3 separate regions of the Homo sapiens genome follow, and regions 2 and 3 are each linked to region 1. The links are chromatin contacts, found by Hi-C or POLR2A ChIA-PET in ENCODE. All regions are on one chromosome and are shown on one strand. The core of a region is the stretch at or near the end of the contact, and the rest is flanking DNA. Distances in the headings are between cores, read along the strand shown.

What was found. A loop is a pair of places that touch in the nucleus more often than their neighbours do. ChIA-PET counts read pairs that join two places held with the same protein, here RNA polymerase II (POLR2A). Pooled maps may share reads with other maps.
Region 2: a loop to region 1 is called in a pooled map, with 2.7 times the contacts of the local background. The contact joins the promoter of EREG here to the promoter of BTC in region 1. A Hi-C loop is called at or near these places in 7 of 168 maps with a recorded cell type or tissue (Caco-2, HCT116, PC-9 and 4 more) and 10 of 50 pooled maps. POLR2A ChIA-PET finds 5 or more read pairs at or near these places in 1 of 52 experiments (PC-3).
Region 3: a loop to region 1 is called in a map of esophagus muscularis mucosa, with 2.8 times the contacts of the local background. The contact joins the promoter of AREG here to the promoter of BTC in region 1. A Hi-C loop is called at or near these places in 2 of 168 maps with a recorded cell type or tissue (esophagus muscularis mucosa and mammary epithelial cell).

Annotation. Positions count from the first base shown.
Region 1 is chr4:74,792,144-74,796,202 of GRCh38, reverse strand. It overlaps BTC (betacellulin), which reads left to right and starts at 1,680. Exons shown (of 6, transcript NM_001729.4): 1 at 1,680-1,941. The coding sequence starts at 1,878.
Region 2 is chr4:74,362,814-74,366,872 of GRCh38, reverse strand. It overlaps EREG (epiregulin), which reads right to left and starts at 1,728. Exons shown (of 5, transcript NM_001432.3): 1 at 1,498-1,728. The coding sequence starts at 1,564. It overlaps LOC105377276 (a long non-coding RNA gene), which reads left to right and starts at 1,532. Exons shown (of 3, transcript NR_188415.1): 1 at 1,532-1,722.
Region 3 is chr4:74,442,840-74,446,898 of GRCh38, reverse strand. It overlaps AREG (amphiregulin), which reads right to left and starts at 1,763. Exons shown (of 6, transcript NM_001657.4): 1 at 1,493-1,763; 2 at 117-365. The coding sequence starts at 1,553. RefSeq lists a silencer at 296-496.

The sequences.
Region 1 (4,059 bases), core at 431-2,930:
TTAGTACTTTTTGTTTAGGTCTCGCTTTTTTTTTTTTTTATTAGTATCTACGAAAAAGGAAAACAAAATTGTAGCATTCTGTTGGGGCTAACAGGACAGCTGTTGGCTAGGCTAAATGCCATCTTGGAGTAAGAGATACTTTAACTTAGGGCACTGGTGCTGAGAGATGGAGAGAATATCAGAAAAGAAAAATGCAGGGTGGAAGTGTTGAGAGGGAGGGAGATGATGTCAAAATCCATTGGCTTCCAGTGTTTCTGCTCTTTTTAGCTGGGGTGCAGTAACCTTCCATCTTACAACTTTGGGTTTCTTTAAACTTCATGCCTGCCCTCTCTACCAATGTTTTATGAGCTGTCATGTGGGACTAGAATGGGATTCTGAAAATTAAGAGCTGATTTTTATTCCACCGGATATATCAGTTGCCTGGGGCAGTAAAATAATTTAGTTTTGAAATGAAATGTTATTCGTGGGAGACAAGTGCACAACAATTTACTTAACTTAAACAGTAGGATGAGGAGGAAGAGGCAGACACCCAAACTACATTTCATATGTAAAATAAGGCTTACATGACTTTTGGATGCTATAGAAATAAAATTTCTGTACTGAGGGGCATAATTATCCACATAAATCTTATATGAGGAACACAGACCAGTACAAAAGCAGCTGTATCTTTTGGTTATCTTGGAGGCAATATATAACCACATAAGGTAAAATTGGATGCTGCTTGCTTTCTCTAAAAGCTGTGAGGATGTCTTTCTGTTCCAGAAATTGCTTAATGCAAGTAAATGAAAATATACTGAATACATGAGTAAATTCATAAACAGAAATACAAATGAAATTTCTAAAGTAGGTCCTGGTGAGCCCCAATTTTATGAATTATTAGAAGACAATGCACCCAGAAACTAAGACACTAGCTTGAAGACTTTTTTCATTTCTTTTCTTTTTTTTTTTTTTTTTTTTTGTTGCTGATGTTGTTGTTGTTGTTGTCGTTGTTTTGAAACAGTGTCTCACTCTTGCGCCTTGGCTGGAGTGAAGTGGCTCGATCTAGGCTCATTGAAGGCTCCATCTCCCAAGCTTAAGCGATCCTCCCCACCTCAGCCTCAGGGAATGGATGGGACTGCAGGTGCACACCACCATACCCGGCTATTAATTTACTTTTGTATTTTTTGTAGAGACGAGGTTTCGCTATGGCTTCAAGACTTTAAAAGGCAACAATGACTCTTTTGAAATTGCCTGCATTATCAAATGCCTGAAGTCAACCACAATGAATGGTGAGTCTGGTTTCTCCATGACACTAGCAATCCTCTGAAATAAAGGAAGTTAGAATTCCAGAACACGTTTGGGTCTCTGACTCTTCCTCGGTGGCTTCCAGGAGTTTAGGTCAGCCTGCAGGCCCGACCGGAACCCCCGACACCCCTCCACGCGGATTCTTTACATCTCCCTCCCTACCTTGTTTACGCCCTAGGGGGTAGGGAAATGAACAGTCAGTCAGGTGAGACCCAGCAGGGGGAGTGGTGAGCTGGTCCGAGGGCAGCCCGAATATGTCCCTGGGTGTGGGTATGGGTGTGGGGCAATTTGGGTGGGAGCAGCGTGGAGGCTCCCAGGACCAAGTCCTGCGCCTCTTTGGCGGGGTGTGTGCAGGAGGAGGGGGGATAAATAGGAGGCTCCCTCCTCCCGGCGACATTCACGGAGCCGGCCGGCCTCCCGCCCTGGGTGTTTCCCTGCCTTGTAGCCAGGGTGCCAGCCTGGGAAGTAGTTTCGTTTCCTTCTGCCTCCGGGATTAGTTTCCAGGCACCCTCTCAGGCGCCCGAGGCCCGGGAAGGGGGCGAAGAAGGAGGGAGACTTGTCTAGGGGCTGCCCGGCCCGGCAGAGCGGGGTTGATGGACCGGGCCGCCCGGTGCAGCGGCGCCAGCTCCCTGCCACTGCTCCTGGCCCTTGCCCTGGGTAAGTGGCCGTGCTGGGCACTGGAAACCAGGAGGAAAGTCTGGGGCTGGAGTCGCGGGGAGGGCGAACCCTGAACCGAGCTGGCATCTGGACAAGAGGGCGCGCTGGGGCTGGCAGGCGCGGGTTGGAGAACTTTGAAGGCTGGGAGAGCGCGAGGTTAAAGATCTGGCAATTGGGCACCTGGGGCTGCACCTGCTGGAGGCAGTCCCTAGACGCGTGAGAAGGCCCGAGGGCGGAAGCGATTCCGAGGTCCTCGCTGCCAGTGCTGCGAGCAGGCCGCCAGCTGCTGACTTGTGCGCACAGCAGAGGGCCTGGCGGCGCCGGCGGGCTGTCCACCGGGGTGAGGCGCTGTGCTCGCAAGTGAGGGTCGGGGGGTGGGGGCAGGGGCGAGCAGGGAAACCCACTAAAGAAGCTCACGTGGTAGTATAGACCAAGAAGCATATCCTGCAGGAGGCAGAAGAACGGGAACTCTTTGACTGAAGGTGTGATCACCTGGCGTTAGGGAAGAGTGCCAGCGGGAGGAGGAGTAGCAGGATGCCTAGAGCCCTCCAGAGGGTCTCTCCTGCCTCCTTAGGAGTCAGAACTCACAAAGCAGAGCTGGAACTTCAGATGTGGCTGGAAGCAGGCTTCCCCTTCCCCTCCACCGAGGGAAGGTAGTGAGAAGGCTTCTAAGTAGGAAAAAATCCCAACTCTTCAAAGCTTGCTCTCTGCATCATGGTCATTTTGCGGGGCAGAGAAGGGAAGGGAAACCAGTAACATTTTCTAATCTTAGCTGGGCTGTAGACACATCTGGGTTTGGAGCATTTATGTGGTAGGAGGAGAGTCTCCACAGCTGAAGTGTCACCACGATATCACTCCTACCTTCAAGCCTGGGAAGGGGACACCACAAATGAAAAAGAATGGGAATTCCTCTTATTGAGGAAAGAGAGGGGGAGCCTAAATGAAAACTTTCATTTGACTGTGTCCTTGGAGTAAGAGAGGTGGCTAAAAAGGTACAGTGAACTTGCTTGGAGGTGGATCAGACTTAGGACCAAGGTTAGAGAAAATAAACTTATTTAACAAACGCTGAAGAGGAAGGAGTCAGTAACAATTTAGTGGTAGAGTGAATGTGTACATTCATGAAGAAGAGCAATGGGGTTGAGACTTAACCCTAGAAATAGTACTGATGCTTTTGCCAGCATTGCTTGCAAGTAGCTGACATTCTCTTCCTCCACCGTGTCTAAACTATCCAACAGTCAAAGTATTCCCTGAGAATCTGTCGTAGTCAGCAAGGTGCTGAGGTATGTAGCAATGGAGGTGGGGAAAGGGCTCATGAGATTCCTAAAATAAAACATGATTCCTGCCCTAGAACTTGCACTGAATTTGGATATGCAAGCCCAGCAGGGTAACCTGTGGAAAAATTCACGGAATCAGAAAAGGGAGAAAGAGCTCAACAGCGGGGGCTGGAATAGTGGGGAAAGGCTGAATGGAGGACACGAATGCGTGCCTTGAGGCTTGGGTAGAGTTTGCAATAGTAGAGAGGAAAGAGGGAACAGAGACAAGGGAAAAAGCATTTAGTAAAGGGTTGGCGATGCGAATGAGCATGCTTTACTGGAAAGAGTAGAATTTCTGAGAGGCAGACAGATTATGAAGAACTGAAAAAGCCAGATTAGAATATTTGGAACAGAATCAATAAGCTATTAAACACACACCATCACAGGGCTTGACTGGGAGTGATATGATGCAAACAATGGTTTAAAGGTGATAAATCTGTCAGTGAGGTGCAGTATAGGAAGGGGGGGCGCCTGTGGGCCAGAGGACCTGATTGTCTCGTAGGTATAATCTGGGCATGAGCTACTTGGGGCCTAAATTAGGGTGATGTTTTAGCAGAGGTGTCATAGTAGAAATGACTATTGAAAGTCGATGGACATTCTTTCCCCTTTACTATCACAAAACTTGTCAAAAGACAGAAATGAAAATCAAAAAGCAAAACTCGAATCCAGTGCTATTGTACACTCAGGGTAACCTAAATGTACAACCGCCCTGTTAAATGATTGGCTTGGGAAATTGAATTTGGTCTCTAGATCCCCTTAAAGCTCTATTTCTTGCAAAATGCTAAGGAACGTAATTTGTTGGCAT
Region 2 (4,059 bases), core at 479-2,978, 430 kb after region 1:
AGAAACTGACCTAACTCATTTGGAAATGGGCTTGGCAGCTGACGAAATAGATGAACTATAATTAAGTAATGCAATGAAGGAGGTAAGCACTTTCATGACAACAAACACACACACAACACACACACTAGTGGGTAGTAACCAGGTTATTCACAGGCTCTGGCTGTCTCAAATTAGAATATTCAATGAAACACCCAGAACAGACATGTGCATTGTTCAGATGCAACCTTACATGTGGGGAAAATAATAAGTGCTAAGTTATTCTGACCTCGAGGTTAATTTCTAACTCTAGGAAGACTGTCACCTTTCTAATTTAATTCTTTTCAAAACAAAGACAGCAAAGCCACATTGTTTACTGAGAATCTTCTAGCAAGTCTTTCTTAGCTCAGTTTTGGCAGAAACCACATATCTAGTTTCCACTTGTGTTCCTGGACTTAGACTTGTAAGTTTCAATTATGCATAGTATGCATTTCATTAGGTCTCTCAACCCCTGAGATAAGGTGTGCCAAAATAATAATTTAACAGTCACATCCTTCACAGGTAGAGTTAGAGTGTCTGGGGAATCAGCCTCATTCCAACTCCAGGGAGAATATGAGACTGGTGGTAACTTTTATTTTTTTATTAAGATATTCATATACGACTTCAAACTCTTTCAAATTCCTTAAACTGAAGTTTAAGGAATTGGAAAGAAGTAATTTTTTTTTAACAGAAAGGCTATTTAGAAAATTTTTCCCCTTGAACTAAATCATCTCAAATAGGAAGACTGGCATTTAAATACCCTCAGCGATCACAGGCTATGGAGTGCAATTAGCAGCAAGTGCAGAACGCTTGCTCCAGAGGCTGCTTGGGAGGCTGCAGGGAAAAACGCAAGCAGCAGGTGTAGGGGCGAAGGGCGGTGGGGAGCGCCAGGACCTGCCCAGGGCCCTTCTGCTCCAGATACCCTCGACCAGTGTTTTATTTCTCTTGTGTCTGGAGCTCAGCCAACTGGCACTGGCGCATACCAGCTCCTCCGGGAAAGCTAAACCAGGCTAGGTTTTAGAAAACTGAGCGCAAGACAGAGGAGAAAAGCTTTTTCCCCCCTCCAAAAAATTTCTTACGCTAGTTTCTATTCCCCACTCTCCAACAAAAAGGAACAAGACATGAAATGTTAACAGTGCGTTCCAGGCCTTTAGATTTCTAGGACTGGCAACTTTTCAAAAAAAAAAAAAAAGCTTTTTCAACAACTTTTTATTTTGTTTAATAAGGAGATATTTCAATCCATGCATAACATATATGCCAATAATTAATTCACCAATAAAAAGCATTTTAACATCGATCCCCAGTCCCCCCCACCCCAGTCCCACCATAGGGGAAGACAGACTCACAAAACAAGACGTAATTTTAAATAGAGCACACTTGAACCTGGAGACAACTCCGTACTTGTCGAATGACAAATGCACAGGAGCCTTCCTTATTTGTCTCCTCTTTGGGGCGGCCGGAAGCCAGAGGGGGAGAACTTACCCAGGCAGAGCAGCAGCGCAGGGACCCTGCCGGCACAGAGCATCTCCATCCTCCTCCCCGCGGTCATCGGCGATGGGAGCGGGCGCTGGGGCTTGGCGGAGGGCGGCTGCGGAGAGTGCACGGGCAGGGCGGGAGCAGACGGGCTCGCGGCAGTGGCTGGAGAGCGGCTGTCAGCCTAGAAGGGACCCCACGTTGGCTGTGTCCCTCTGACACTGGAAATATCAGGCAAGTGAGCTCAACTGTCTGGTGCTGCGAACTTTATACTAGGGAGCCCCTCCCGGGCCCTAACGGGGTGAGGTCAAGAGTGCCCAGAGTTTCATAATTGGCCCGAGGGAGGAGCGGCAGGAGGACCGTCAGGAAGTCATCCTCCCTCCCTGGAGCACCTGAGAGTAGTGGTTGAGGAATGAAAAAATGTCTTTCCGATTGGCCGGGGACTACTCCCGAAACTTTTCCATCTCCCTCCGGGAGGTGGGGAGCGTGGACCAGATGGCTTGGTTTGCTTTGTGGGGTCACCTGCCCTGTAGTGGGTGGTTTTGGTTGCTCAGGGTGACGGACATAACTTGAATCAGTCTTTTAGCCAAGGCTGGCGTTCCCCATACATGCCTTTGGAGAGCTGTGCGTGTGACTTACTAACCTCAGCCACGAAAACTCCCTTAACTTGAAGTCTGTCAGTGATTCAAGCGCCCTCCTTGCATTGAAACGCCACCGCCCAGAAAAGCCTTTCCCATCTGCGCCTTCCTTCTGAGACCCCTGCTTCCAATGTGGCTCAGGCATTTATTACCTCAAAGTCGAGTCATTGTGAAGAAAATTCCTGTTATTTTTTTTCCTTCTGTCGTATTTGCCATTTGTCAGGTTGCTGCTTTTGATATGACTTCCTACTAAGTAGTGCCTTAATCCTGTCGCTCCCCTGCACAAAACCTTTCAACGACTTCCTATTGCTTTTTGGACAAGGCCTGCCACAAACGTGAAGCCAATCGGTCTTTTCAACCTCAGCTCCCACTATTTCCCCAGGCAAATTGTCTGACCCCAGCCAGGCTGGAAAACTCTAAGCCTTTCCTCACTCCCACTTTCCTGCCTATGCTGATGGAGTCGTACTTTGAGGCAATGGCTACTTTTTAAAGGAATTAGTGAAATCCTGCTCAAATTCATGGTTCTCCTCAAGGGCCTGGGCTTCTTAGGCTTGTGGATCTCTTTTCATTCTGATCTCTTATAGCTTTTGTCGTTTATCTTCTCCCTAGCCTCATAGAATTCTAGACCCGGTACTTTACACCTGGGAAAGCTACTTTGTATTCCTTGACTTTTTTTTTGTTTGTAAGTCCTATGTTCAGCTCTGTACTGTGTAAATTGTCTTCCTTTTCACTGCACTCCTCTATAGGACCTAAGAACTGTGAGTCAATTCAGCAGTACTGTATGTAAATATACATATTTGAATAGAAAATGGAATCTAATGGATGTTAACTCCTTACCTTTTTATTTCTACTTTTTAAAAAATTATTATTACTATTCCTTTTTTTTTTCTGGCTTTTTTCTCTCATACTCTAAGGCCCTTTAATGTCCAGAATGCTCTTGTTAGAAACAAATACTTCGGCCGGGCGCGGTGGCTCACGCCTGTAATCCCAGCACTTTGGGAGGCCGAGACGAGCGGATCACGAGGTCAGGAGATCGAGACCATCCTGGATAACACAGTGAAACCCCGTCTCTACTAAAAATACAAAAATTAGCCGGGCATGGTGGCGCGCGCCTGTAGTCCCAGCTACACGGGAGGCTGAGGCAGGAGAATGGCGTGAACCCGGGAGGCGGAGCTTGCAGTGAGTCGAGATCGCGCCACTGCACTCCAGCCTGGGCGACAGAGCGAAACTCCGTCTCAAAAAAAAAAAAAAAAGAAACAAATACTTCATCATGTTATCAGGGGTTAAGATTTAAACTGTCTGTGTGTGAATTCCTGGACAAGTTATTTAATCTGTCTCAATTTCCTCATACGTAAAACAGGGATAATAATAGTATCCAGCGCATAGGAAAATAATGAAAGTGCTTAGTAGAGTGCCTAGTACCGAGTTAGTGCTCACTAAAAATACCTACCATTATATGCAAACGTTGATGCTTAAGATGGTGGTACTTGGTAGTTGGTCAATATTTGTAAGTTAAATGAATCAATGAACAGTAGGATAGAGGTAGGCTGGGTTCCTAAGTCTAGCTTCCAAATCTATCAAGAAAGCAGGCATTGAGTGACTTCTCACTTAATAGCTTATTTTGGAAAAGAAGAAATGGAACCAAGGAAAATGATATTAGAAATGGGTTATAGTTTTATGGAGCATTGGTAGAGATCACAAGTTTCATAAATTAGAAAGAGGTAAAGTGACTTTTATGGTTATATAATGGCTTTTGTCCTACAAATTGGATCTGGAAAAAAAAATAGTCCCAGTGTTTTTGAGGAATGGAAGCAGAATTCAAACGAATGGAATGTCAACTGGGAGCATTTTCTATCAGGTACTTGCAAAGAGTGAGAGGAAGAGTTTTTAATCCTGATTAATGGCTTGTTTCTTTAAATATAGTGTGTTTTAT
Region 3 (4,059 bases), core at 514-3,013, 350 kb after region 1:
AACAGATATACAATAAAGCCACTAGAAAATCTGGGGAGCAGCTTTACTTCTGAAGCAGCTTTGCTCATATAAACCCACATCTCACAGGCCATATTTTTGCTTTATCCCCTACTCACCTCTGACTGAATCATCGACAATATAGCCAGGTATTTGTGGTTCGTTATCATACTCTTCTGAGTAGTCATAGTCGGCTCCCGAGGACGGTTCACTACTAGAAGGCATTTCACTCACAGGGGAAATCTCACTCCCTGAAGACATCTCACTTCTTGAGGTAACCTCAAATCCATCAGCACTGTGGTCCCCAGAAAATGGTTCACGCTTCCCAGAGTAGGTGTCATTGAGGTCCAATCCAGCAGCATAATGGCCTGCAGGGGAGGGAATAAAGGAAGAAAAGAAAAGGTAAAGTAGGGTGCCTTTCGAGTCAGCTGTGTTAGGTAGAAAAGTTTATCTTTTGACATCAAAGCAGTTATTGCACATGTGCTATTGTTTGTGATTGAGTCATTTCTATGAAAGAAACTTTACATTTTTGCCAGCAAGCAAATTCAGCTGTCCCAATTACAGAAGTGCTTTTCTGAAGTTTTTCTTTTCCACAGATAATCCACATTAATTTCCACATCAAAAAAATCCCGCCAAATTGGCAAATTAATCTAATACAATTACTTGATGGGTAATGTCTAAAAATTCCCATCACTTCACATTCCAAATGCATTTCTTTTTTTGCTAGAATGCCATCCTGGCCTATTTCGGTAGGTTTTAGATACAAATATCAGATTTTCTTCAGATGTGTTCATATTTTTAAAAGATATTTTTAAAAGATGTGTTCATATTTTTAAAAGATGTGTTCATATTTTTAAAAGATATTTTTAAAAGATAATCTTTTAAAATAATATAAACAGTGGTTAATTATATCGATTATTATTGTCATTTTTCATTATCATTATTATTATTACTACATAGACAATAAACTGAGTACTAAGTAAGATTTGGGGCCCAGAGTTAAGCCACTGCTTTATCTTGCTTTTTCTTAGGTCTCAATAAAACAGCATCAGAGTGGTGCTTTTAACCTCTCGCCGGGATACTCTAAGTCCCTCTAGGAAGGTAAAGAAGAAATCACTAGACAGAGATGGAGAATTAGGCAGGAGGCAGCAAACACTGCTGGGTCCAATATCTGCGGAAATCACTTCACCTCTCTAGATCTTGGTCTTTTTAATCTTTTAATCTGTGAAACGAAGGGTTAGGTTCAAATGATCTCTCCCGTCTTCTCAGCTGAACTAAAGAAAAAGTACAGCGATTCTCTGGGACACCTTGTCCTGGACGTTTGAGACATCTGCCCTTCTCTTTTCCTCCTAGGGAGGGAGCTACAGTGATCACCTCCTGCGGCGCAGGGTCGGGGGAACTAAAGGGCGATTTTTAGAGAAGCAAGAGCCAAACTCAAGAGGCAAAACCTGCCATGGGAGGAGAGCCCAGCAGTTCAGCGCCGGTGAATCCTCACCTGAGCCGAGTATCAAGAGCGACAGCACCACCGGCGCCGGCGGTAGCAGCGGGGCTCTCATTGGTCCTTCGCAGCGGCGGCGTCTCGGTCTCTGGGGCAACTCGGTCTCTGGGACACGAGCTGCCGCCAAAACGAGCGGGTGTTGGAAGAGCGAGTGGAGACCGGGAGTGTGCGCCGCTCTCGAAGGCTTGGGGAGCTCGGGGCGGCGGGCGCGGCGCCTCGGGCTGTCCCGGGACCTCTGGGGCGCTGGCACCCAGGTGTGCGAACGTCTGTAGGGCGGCGCGCACCTGCCGCTTTATAGGCTCAGCCGGGAGGGGGCCGCAGCCCATGACGTCAAGGCCCGGCCGTGGGTGGAGGCAGGCGGCGCCCCAGAAGGTGCTACCCGAAAACCACGCGCGGAGGACACACGCCCCGCCTCCCTCGTGCGTAAGGATTCGCTGAGAGGAAGTGGAACTTAAACCTCTAGCTGCAAGCCGTTTTTGAGGGCGAGCAGGACTGGAGTTCCGGAGCTAGTACCTGACAGAAGTCCAGATGTTTCAAACTCTGACAACCTCTTTGTATACTTAACATCTACAACAGACAGGGATTAAATAGAAGAGTTCCGTATTTAGATGTAAAAGTACTTTAAGACCAAGAGTGACTTTGCCTGATGTTTCCAACAAGGATAAAGGACGAGAGAACTCAATGAGGAATTGCTTCATGTAGGATGGGCTTCTATCTCAATCAAGAGCCCCTTCCCACCCATTTCTGTGAAGTGGCCAGAATTTCAAATCCCCTCACTCCCTATTTCTTTATGTGGCCCAGGGGCCTCATCAACATTAATATTTATTGATGATTTATTATTGCCAAATTATGCACTTAAAATTTTACCTACACCATCTCACAGCCGATAATGTTCAAAGCCAGGTGGATATGAATTCTTCATCTGACTCTGAAATCTGCTGTTTTCCTCTCTGATGAATTTAGGTTTAAACTGATCCTTGAAAAGAGGGTTTCTGGGAAGAACAATATTTAGCCTAAAGGATAATTTCTACTGGTGGCATACTGGCATTTAGGTGAAGAGTAGTGCTCTAGACTGTGCCTCTCAAATCCCAAGATAAAAAGGTCAGCGTTGAGGGCCCACTTACAACCTAGTAGGATATTTAATCATGACAAGTAGATAAAATGAAGCGGAGACAGGAAGCTACTTAATTTGACTAACTTGGATGTACTGTCAACTAAAGAACTGGATTTTTCTTGACTTGAGGAAGAGAAAAAGCATTGTTCATTTTCCTTCACCTGGAGATATGATTCTTTCCTGATTGTTTCAGTAACACAGCCCTTTTAAGAATGTAGGTCAGGCCAGGCGCAGTGGCTCATGCCTGTAATCCCAGCACTTTGGGAAGCCGAGGCGGGTGGATCACCTGAGGTCAGGAGTTCGAGAGCAGCCTGGCCAAGATGGCAAAACCCCATCTTTACTAAAAATACAAAGGAAATTAGCTGGGCGTGATGGCGCGCGCCTGTAGTCCCAGCTACTCGGGTGGGCTGAGGCAGGAGACTCCCTTGAACCCGGGAGGCAGACGTTGCAGTGAGCCAAGGTCATGCCACTGTACTCCATCATGGGTGATAGAGCAAGACTCCGACTCAAAATAATAATAATAATAATAATAATAATAATAATAATAATAATAACGTGAGTCACAGTGCATCTGTCCTAATTCTGGAAATTTTTTTTTAAAAATCACTTATTTTTAATGGTATATCACAGTGCGTAGTCCAAATAATATCATGCATTTAGTAGAATGAAATAATCATGAATCATGCCTTCTATTCCACATTTGTTGAGAGTGTATTTTGTGTGAGCCACCTGCTTTATATTTTATGAAGGGGAGCAGTATAGGTTCACCAGGAGCTCAGTGGTGTGGGCCAGATACATAGATAAGTAATTCTAATAGATCACATGATGAGAAGGGTTCAGAGTGCCATGGAAAAAAAGGACATGGTTTAATTTTGCCTCTGTTTAATGGAAAGCTCTGTGGAAAGATGAAGAGGCCCCTCAAAGGCCTTCCCAGCAAATCTTTTACATGGAATAAAGACCTGATGTGAGGGTATGACCAAGTATGGGAAATAAGGCTAGAAAAGTGTCATGCCCATTCCAAAGTGAAGTAGGGGCCTGCACTGTTATCTGTTCTGGTGGATGAGGCAATTGTGATTCAGAGAGATTGAGAGACTTGCCCAAAGATTTCAAAAGATTCTTTTGGAGACTTTGTTTGGAGCTCACGCAGTTGGTCTACACTGTTGCACCTTTATGCTCCCATAGGCTTCATTTCTGTTCTAGGCCTGTTCTTCTCTTTTCTTCTTTTTTTTTTTGATTGACAAGTAACTTCATATTTGTAGTATATGACATGATGTTTTGATATATGTATACAATGAGGTTAAATCAAGCTATTTAACATATGCAATACTTTCCATTTTCTTACTCTTCTTATTGAGATGAAAACACATTGTGCAGATCAGTCATCAGAAATGTTTCACTTTTGGGAAAGTGGACTGTTTATATTGGAAATTGCTTAGTCTTTTTCCAGTTG